2 separate regions of the Homo sapiens genome follow, and region 1 is linked to region 2. Evidence: read pairs that join two places in POLR2A ChIA-PET (ENCODE). Cell type or tissue: A673. All regions are shown on one strand. Each heading gives the region's core, and the rest is flanking DNA. Links, peaks and the distances in the headings are about the cores only.

The links. Peaks named below come from ENCODE experiments on the same cell type or tissue, not always from the same donor. Only the 100,000 strongest peaks of a DNase experiment are listed, where the experiment ranks them.
Region 1: POLR2A ChIA-PET joins it to region 2 with 13 read pairs; 3 of 35 experiments call an interaction of 5 or more read pairs at or near these places.

The regions. Positions count from the first base shown.
Region 1 is chr1:21,588,099-21,592,424 of GRCh38, reverse strand. LINC02596 (long intergenic non-protein coding RNA 2596) reads right to left here. Exons shown (of 2, transcript NR_187321.1): 2 at 1,238-1,440. Among named protein-coding and RNA genes, the nearest start is that of LINC02596, 3.8 kb to the right of the region's middle. RefSeq lists enhancers at 519-1,057, 1,058-1,597. In A673, for the core only: no CTCF peak of the experiment used is centred there; a DNase peak (open chromatin) is centred at 1,674; H3K27ac peaks cover 1,011 bases.
Region 2 is chr1:21,497,444-21,501,807 of GRCh38, reverse strand. No RefSeq gene overlaps it. Among named protein-coding and RNA genes, the nearest start is that of ALPL, 9.8 kb to the left of the region's middle. In A673, for the core only: no CTCF peak of the experiment used is centred there; no DNase peak of the experiment used is centred there.

The DNA of each region.
Region 1 (4,326 bases), core at 1-4,000, 91 kb before region 2:
CTGAGCGTCCTGTATTTTATCTGGCAACCGTCTCCAGGGAGGCTCTTGGAGTGAAGGGAGAGGTTTCTCAGGAAAGGCAGGTTGCACAGGCCAGTCTGATGGCAGTGTCACAACCATGCCCTGGAGAAATCCCAGTCTGATGAGGGAGGCACAGCTACAGACCACCAGGAGTTGGTGTGGGGACAGTCCTTGGGAACGTGGTGGGGAGGCACGTGACACACAGTCTTCTTAATGGAACCAGAGACATCAGAAGGAAGGGTCTGTGTGTGCATGAATGGCTGAGCCCAGCACCTTGCACACAGTAGGGGCTCCATAAATATTTGCTGAATGAATGAAGAATCCGGGGAATGGAGGGGGATGCGCATCCGGGGAATGGAGGGGCAGTAGTACCCTACTGCCCAAGCTCCTAGGAACCAAGTGTGTGCCACCCCCAACCCAGGGACTCCCCAATATGAGCTGCAAAGGGGACGGGAGGGGGCAGAGTGGGTAAAGAGAGATCAGCTTTTCCCTTATTTTGGCCCCTCCCCAGACCCCAATCCTATGTGGGAATTCAGCCCTGGGCAAGGGTGCAGGTGGTGGTGGGGACTAGGGCAGGTGATCTACCCTTGTGGCATTTGGGGATGGCTGGGATGAAGGTGGGGGGGCGCAGGCCAGAGGGCACTGCTCAGTGACGCTGCTGTTTCTCAGGGGCCTCCCGTGTGCAGTGCCCTGTGCCCTAGCGGGGTGTTGGACGAGACAGGGGACCCCTGGAACCCGGGAAGTGAGGGGTCCTTGTTTCTGGGCAGGTGAGACTTGGGCCTTTGTCTGTGGCCCATTAATCTCAGGGGTCTCCCTGGAGGTGGCGGGGGGAGGCAACTAGGGAGAGACCTGTGGCCCTTTCATGCCTCCCCAGGGGCAGAATTCCTTAAACAGCCTTTTTATTCGTTCACTCATTCATTCACTTGCTAACAGGCTCGCTTACTCACTCATTGTTGCCATTCACTGAGATGACCCCCCGACCGCCCCCTGAACTCTGCCCCCTGCTCAGGATCTCAGGCGCTTGTCCAATCCCAGCAGGAACATACCACTGGCTCCTGGCATGACACTGGGCAAGTCATTGACCCTTCGGAGCCTTGGTTTCCCCAGCCCTGCAATGGGGCTACACTAGCAGCTCCCTGGCAGGATTATTGCGAGAATGCGTGAGATGTTGCCTGCCCCCCGGGAGCACTTCCAAAGGGAGCCACGGCTGCTGCTGGCACCATTATCATCATCATTATTATTATTAATCATTGCAAGGCCCCCATGGGTTGGGCAAGGAGCAGCCGCCTGGCTCCATGTCCAGGTCATGCCGAGGCTGTTCTGGGAAGCGCCCGCTTCCCCTTGGGGCGTCAATCATCTCAGTTCCCAGCCCTCCTTTTCAAGGGGTGTCAGCGTTTTGGCTTCTAGATGCAGCATGAAATCCTGTAGAGAAAAGTGAGAGGTGGGGATGGAGCCGAAGCCTCGCCCCCTCTTCACCTGCAGTGTGAATTCCGGGCCTTGGTTTCCCCAGTCGTGCAGCCGGGGGCTGGGCTGGGCATCCTGCCAGAGCCCAGAAGGGGCCTCTCCATGTGTCATCCTGTTAGAAACGGTTTAGCTCCGAGCCTATAATCACATCTACCCGGGGAGGAACTAACACAGCGTTTCTTTAAATTGGGCTCTAATTGCAGCTTTTAGTGGAGTCACATGCACCCCATCCCCCAGCCGGTCTGAATTAGGGCGGCTGTCCCAGCCTGCCCTGCCAAGTACAGGAATCCCCCAGGATTGCTGTGGCTCCCACTGAGCCAGCGGTGGATGAGTCCAGGGCTGCTGTTTCTCAGGGGCCTCCCGTGTGCAGTGCCCTGTGCTGGGCGCTTCCGTCTGGGGAACTCCTTGTCATTTCACCACCTGAGGATCAGGCACTTCTGGGACCTGCTTGCCACCAGGCCTCCTTTCTATTCACCCAGAAGTGGGGAGCCAGGCCTGGAGAGTGGGGTGTTGGCGGGCAAGGCCAGAGGCCGTGCCCCTCCTTGGGGGCGTGGTGGGGGAGCCTGTGGTTTCCCTGTTTGTTCTGGAGATCCCAGCCGCTTCCCCGAGGAGACAGCTGACGGTTCCCAGGCCACAGCCCCTCAGGCGGGGCCAGACCACGGCTGGCCAGCCTGGGAGCACTGCCCGCCAGCCACCCGGGCTCCGCCAGGCCCTGGCGCTGGGTGGTCTGGGCAAGGGCCAGGGGGGGGCCTTGGTCCTGGCCACAGGGCAGGAACCGTGACCAGAGCCAGGCATGGGGCTGCCCTGCCAGGGACCTAGAGGGGTCCTGAAGGCCACGGCGGGGCCAGGCCAGGGGCAGAGGCCAGCATGGGCAAACACTGCCTTGGGGAGACCCAGGAGGGGAAGACTCCAGGCCCCAGGTCCATCTACAGGAGGACCTCCAGAGAGACACTCACCCCCTTCAGGAATGTCCCAGTTGGAAGGTTTCAACCCAGCCATTGAGTTGGCTCAGACAGGAGTCCACCTTAGAGGCTGGCAGAAGAGTCGGGGTTGGCAGACAGAAGACCTAGACCCCAGCCCTGCCTTCCTTCAGACCTCAGTTTCCCCATCTGTACAATGGGCAGGGGACACAACCTCGTGCTTGACATGGGCTCTTCCAGCTGACCAGGCTGTGGATGGGAGGTGGGCAGCCCAGGCTGGAAGGATCTCAGTCATTCCCACATTCATTCTCAGGGACTTGTCTTTCTATTTATTATTTGTTTTTGAGATAGTGTCCCACTCTGGCGCCAAGACCGGAGCACAGTGGCACGATCATAGCTCACTGTAGCCTTCAATTCCTGGGCTCAAGCTATCTTCCCATCTCACCACCACACCCGGGACTAGAATTGGGGCCTCATTTTGTTGCTGAGGCTGGTCTCGAACTTCTGGGCTCAAGTGATCCTCCTGCCTTAGCCTCCCAAGGTGCTGGGATTACAGGCATGAACCACCACATCTGGCCTGACCAATAGGATTTTGATTAGGATTACATTCACTTTACTTCTTTCTTTGGTTTTGTTTTTTCCTCAGGGGCTTCTCCTTGCCCCACCCCTGAGTCCTGCGGCACCCCCTGTACCTTGGATGAAGCCCTCTCTGTTCCCAGCTGTCCGGGAAAGAGCCCCTGTGGGTTTCAGAGCCTAGCAGACCCCAGTTCAAATCCTGACCACTGGCTGTCTGTAACCCTGGGCAAGTCACTTGCTCTCTCCAGCCCATAACTATAAATACCATCCTGACCCTCATCTTTCTATTTCCTCCCTCGAACTCCAGACTCTTTTCCTCCTACCTACCCAGCCAGCGTCTCCACTCCAAGGTCCAGTGGGCACCTCCAGCCCAATGTGATCCAAACCCAACTGTCTGTTTTCTCCCCACTTCTGGTTCCCCATACCCGTAAACAGCACCTCCATCAACCCAGGTGCCCAGCCCCGATTCCCCTGTTCCCTCCCCTCCCGACGTGCAGTCCACCAGGGAGCTCTGCTGGCCCTCCCTCCCAGCATGTCTGGGATCCAACTCCTTCCCGCCACCACCACACTTAGCCTGGTCCAAGCCACCACCACCTCCAACCCAGACAGGGAAAGCTCCAGACTGAGCTCTGGGCTCAGCTCCTGGAGCTCCCCAGCCTCCTCTGCTCCCCAGCCACTCGAGTAATCAAAGCACAAGCCAGTCACTTGTCTCCCCTGCTTCTTTTTTTTTTTTTTTTTTTTGAGACGGAGTCTCGCTCTCGCTCTGTCGCCCAGGCTGGAGTGCAATGGCGTGATCTCAGCTCACTGCAACCTCCATCTCCCGGCTCCAGGCAATTCTCCTGCCTCAGCCTCCTGAGTAGCTGGGATTACAGGCACGCACCACCACACCCGGCTAATTTTTGTATTTTTAGTAGAGACGGGGTTTCATCATATTGGTCAGGCTGGTCTCGAACTCCTGACCTCATGATTCACCTGCCTCGGCCTCCCAAAGTGCTGGGATTACAGGCGTGAGCCACCACGCCCAGCTGTCTCCCCTGCTTCTAACCCTCCAGTGGCTTCCTCTCTGCGACCAGAAGAAGATGCCAGCTCTTTTCATGCCACATCCCATAATGCAGCCTCTGTCCCACTCACTGATCCCCGTTTCTCTGGGTTCCAGCCACATCACCTTATTTCTGGTCCTCATTTCTGCCCCAGGTGGTTGCACTTGATCTATTGCCTGCCTGGAGCCGTTGTTCCTCCAGGTCTTTGCAAGGCATTGTCCTTGCAAATGTCACTCCCTCAGACAGGCCTTCCCTGACCACCAGCTACAGCAGTGCCCCAGTCACTCTCTGGCTTTTGGTTTTCCTAT
Region 2 (4,364 bases), core at 365-4,364:
GACTTAAAAGCAGTAAATGGAGAATTAGAAAGTAAATCTAGGGAAGTATGACATCCTAAAGCCAGAAAAATGTTTCAAGAAGCATGCAGTCAACAATTCAGATGTCACTGAAAGCCAACAGACATATTAACAGAGAGTCTGCTGATATCCTAAGTAAGAACAGTTTTATACTAAAATAATATGATGTGAAGACTTCACTTCTGGGCTGACTCAGGCAATATAACAAATTTTGTTGAGACTTCTAAATTCAGATCAATAAGTATTTGCTGAGCACTTAGTGTGCCCTGAACTATTTAACAAAGCCCCTGAGCGGTTCAAAGATTAGTGACATATTTCCTGTCCTCAAGAAACTTGTAGTCTCAGGAGAGAGATAAGAAAGTAACTCCATGAGCTTGTCCTTAAGGTACTTCATATAAATGAAATCACACAATGTTTGCCCTTTTGAAATTGATTCATAATAGATATGCATATTTTGGGGTAAAAACAAAACAAAACAAAACAAAAAAAAACAGAAAAGAAGCCATCCTTAGTAAGTAGGACAAAAGCTTGGCTACACCCAGGACGTCAGAGAGATCTCCTTCACCCCTGACACAGGGCTTTCATCAACTCTGATAAAATCTTCTTAAAGATTCATCCATCTTCCTGCCTGTACCTCAGCCTGCCTGTCCATCTCCTTGTCTTCTTCTTCTTTTTTTTTGTTTTTTATTTTTTAAGACCCAGTCTCGCTCTGTCTCCCAGGCTGGAATGCAGTGGTGTGATCTCGGCTCACTGCAACCTCTGCCTCCTGGTGATTCTCCTGTCTCAGCCTCCGGAGTAGCTGGGATTACAGGTGCGCACCACCAGGCCCAGCTAATTTTTGTATTTTTAGTAGAGATGGGGTTTTGCCATGTTGACCAGGCTGGTCTCGAACTCCTGACTTCAAGAGATCCACCCACCTTGGCCTCCCAAAGTGCTGGATTACAGGCATGAGCCACTGAGCCCAGCCATCATCTCCCTGTCTTCTGTGGATACAGCTGATATAAGCCTTGGAGATGCTTCCCCTGGGATGCTGTACCATTTTAGCATCCCGCTTCCTGTTAGATGCAAATTCAGGGACCTAAGGAGGCTTTAGGGCCTGGGCAGTGGCAGGCTGGTGTTGGCCACATTGGGGATTCTTTTAGCAATATTCTTTTTTTGTTTGTTTGTTTGTTTTTGAGATGGAGTCTCGCTCTGTAGCCTGGGCTGGAGTGCAGTGGCATGATCTCAGCTCACTGCAACCTCTGCCTCCAGGTTCAAGCAATTCTCCTGCCTCCTTCTCCCGAGTAGCTAGGATTACAGGTGCATGCCACCACGTCCAGGTAATTTTTTTTTTTTTTGTATTTTTAGTAGAGACAGTGTTTCACCATGTTGGCCAGGCTGGTCTCAAACTCCTGACCTCAAGTGATCTGCCTGCCTCGGCCTCCCAAAATGCTGGGACTACAGGTATGACCCACCACACCAAGCCAACAATATTTTTAAAGGCTTACTCTGTGTCCTGTCTATTTGCTTCCACTGAAATGCACGGACCAGTAGCCCAACCCAGAGACCTTCGACGTCTCTGTGTCCAGAACACAACCTGGAAGTACGTATCTCCTGACAACTGACCTTGAGCTCTATGCATTCCTCCAGGCCTTGTTTTAATGGATGACCTCTATCTTGGCAGGTTAAAGCCATGGACAGGGGCAGAGAGGTACCAGTAATTGGCCTCTTGTTTACTGTCTACATCCCAGCAAGAACATGAGAAGAGGAGCTGGGTCTGCTTGTCAAACAAAGAATACTTAACAGGCTGTGTTTAGGAGGGGCCTGAAGATTCTTCAGTTTTATCTCCTGCTCTCTCCTACCTCCTGGCCTCCCCTTACACTAAACATGGCTTGAAGTAGAGAATTAAGCTTTTTGGCTGGACTCCTGGACTCTCCATCAACTTGAATGGCAGGACTCAAGTCCAAAGGGCCTCTCTTAGCAAAGCTGTAGTTCTTCCCTCTCTTCTTTCAAGCAGCCCTGTTTCAAAAGAAGTATATTTCTTTCTTGTAGGAATTTACTAAAAACCACAAGAAGTGGCCAGCCAAACATTTCAAAATGCTAAAATTTTCCCACAAGTCTCCTAAAGAAGTAGCCTTATGTAGGCACATGGTTTAAATTCCAAGATTCAGCAGGCTGTGGAGTAACCAATTCTTTAATTACCAACTATTTGAGAGTTGCCACCTTCCCAGCCAAGAGCCTCAGGTCCAGGTCTCCTGCACCTACCTTGTCAGCTCTACAAGTCCCACTGTGCAAGGCCTGTTACTTGCAACATCCCACTTCTGGTACCAGTTTCATCACCAGTTAGAAAGCTCCAAGTAACAGAAAATACAACTTCTCAAACTGGTTTTGAAAATAATGGAATGTATGGGCTCACTAAAATGAAAAGTCTATAACCAGAGGCAGGGCACGATGGCTCATGCCTGTAATCCTAGCACTTTGGGAGGCCAAGGCAGGAGGATGGCTTGAGCCCAGGACTTGGAGACCAGCCTGGGCAATGTGGCAAAATCCCATCTCTACAAAAAAACAAACACTACAACAACAATAACAAAACCCCACAAAAAGTAGTTGAGCATTATGGCACGTACCTGTAGTCCCAGCTACTTTGGAGGCTGAGGTGGGAGGATGGCTTGAGCTGGTGGTGGAGGGGGTATGGGGGTGTCGAGGCTGCAGCGGGTAGTGATCACACCACTGCATTCCAGCCTGGATGACAGAGTGAGATCCTGTCTCAAAAAAAAAAAAAAAAAAAAAAGTCTACATCCAGAGCGTCTTCCCAGTGGTTCAGTGATATAATCAGGACCTTGCTTTTCTGTCTTTCCATTCTCAGCTCCTCTTCCTCCCTCTTGGGCCCATTCTCACCCAAGCAGAGGTTCCCAGGTGATATATGGAAGTCACTGTTAATATATTAAAAAAAAAAAAGAAGAAGAAAAAAAGAAAGAAAAGAAAGAAAGAAAATCTATTTCCCCAAACAAACACAAGTCTTGGAATTGCATCTCCTGGACCCAGCCTCCACGATGAGCTCCCTAAGCCTGTCACAACAGTGATTGATTTAAGCCAATCCAGGCCCACCCTTGGAGATGGAGTGGAGTTCAACCCACCCAATCTGCCCTGAAAAGAGAAGAGGGGAGTGGGTGCTGGAGAGGCAACTCACAAGTGTCCCACACACAATAGCTTTAGGATTTAGGCAAGCACTTGAAGTAAATAATAATAAAAATATTGTATATGTGTAAAGTCCAATATGTTTTAAAATATATAAATCATCTAGGTTCATGCTAGGAAGTGTAAATGCAAAAAGTCAAGTAAACTAAAATGCCTGGTAATCTTATCACACAGAGATATCCCATTTAACACCTTGGTTTTTATCTTTCCAAATCTAATTTTTAAAAAAACTTTAAAAGGATAGGCGCGTAGGATGATACATATTGAGAGTCCCTGCTTTTCTCCCATCATACGCCAACATTTTCCTAATCCTGTCCAAGTTTTTAAGCCCTTTGGATGCATTATCTCATTTACTCCTCTGGGTAGGGGTTATTATGATCCCCATTCAACAGAGAATGAAAACGGAGGCTTGGAGGCTAAACCAAGATCAGGCACCCAGCATGTGGCTCCCAGCCTAGGCCCCCTAACCACGGGGCCTCACAGTCTCTGTCAGGGGAGAGAGAGGGCATGCCCACAAGCCCTTCTGGAAGGTGAGAGTGACTGTGTGGCACACCTCCAGGACAGTCCAGTCTCCTTGACAGCCTCCTTCTACGTGGTCCCAGGTGTTTCTGGGCACTCAGAGTAAGGAAGACTAGTGGGTTTAATGTTTATCACCTCAAAGTGCAGTGTCAGGAATCCCAGGGATTCTGGACTCTTCACATACCTCCAGGGGGCGGGAGTGGTTAGGGCAGCGGGGGACAGAGGGCAAACATCCCTCCTCAGATTTCAACTCCTCCAGTTTTCTGTGTGCTTGCAGGGCTAGAGTGAGCGCGTGATGGGGTGGGCTCCGAAGGCCTGAGCCCTCATCTCCTAGCAGTTGCAAATGAAAAGGTCTATAGTGATGGACTGTGGCCCAGGCTCTGAAGTCAGACTACCTGGGCTCAAATCTGGCTCCAGTAGCTGCTTGACCTTGAGCAAGTGAGGCTCTCCGTGCCTCAGTTCTTCATCTGTGAAATGGGAATGTTAACAACTTCCACAGAGGGTTGTTGGGAAGTTTATGTAAAATAATACCTGTAAGTCCCTTGGAAGAGATATACCTGCTCTTATGAGCATTATTTTATTGGATATCTATATTAATGAAAAATTTAGTTGCAGGTAATGGAAAACCTCTCCACTGGCATAACCAAAGA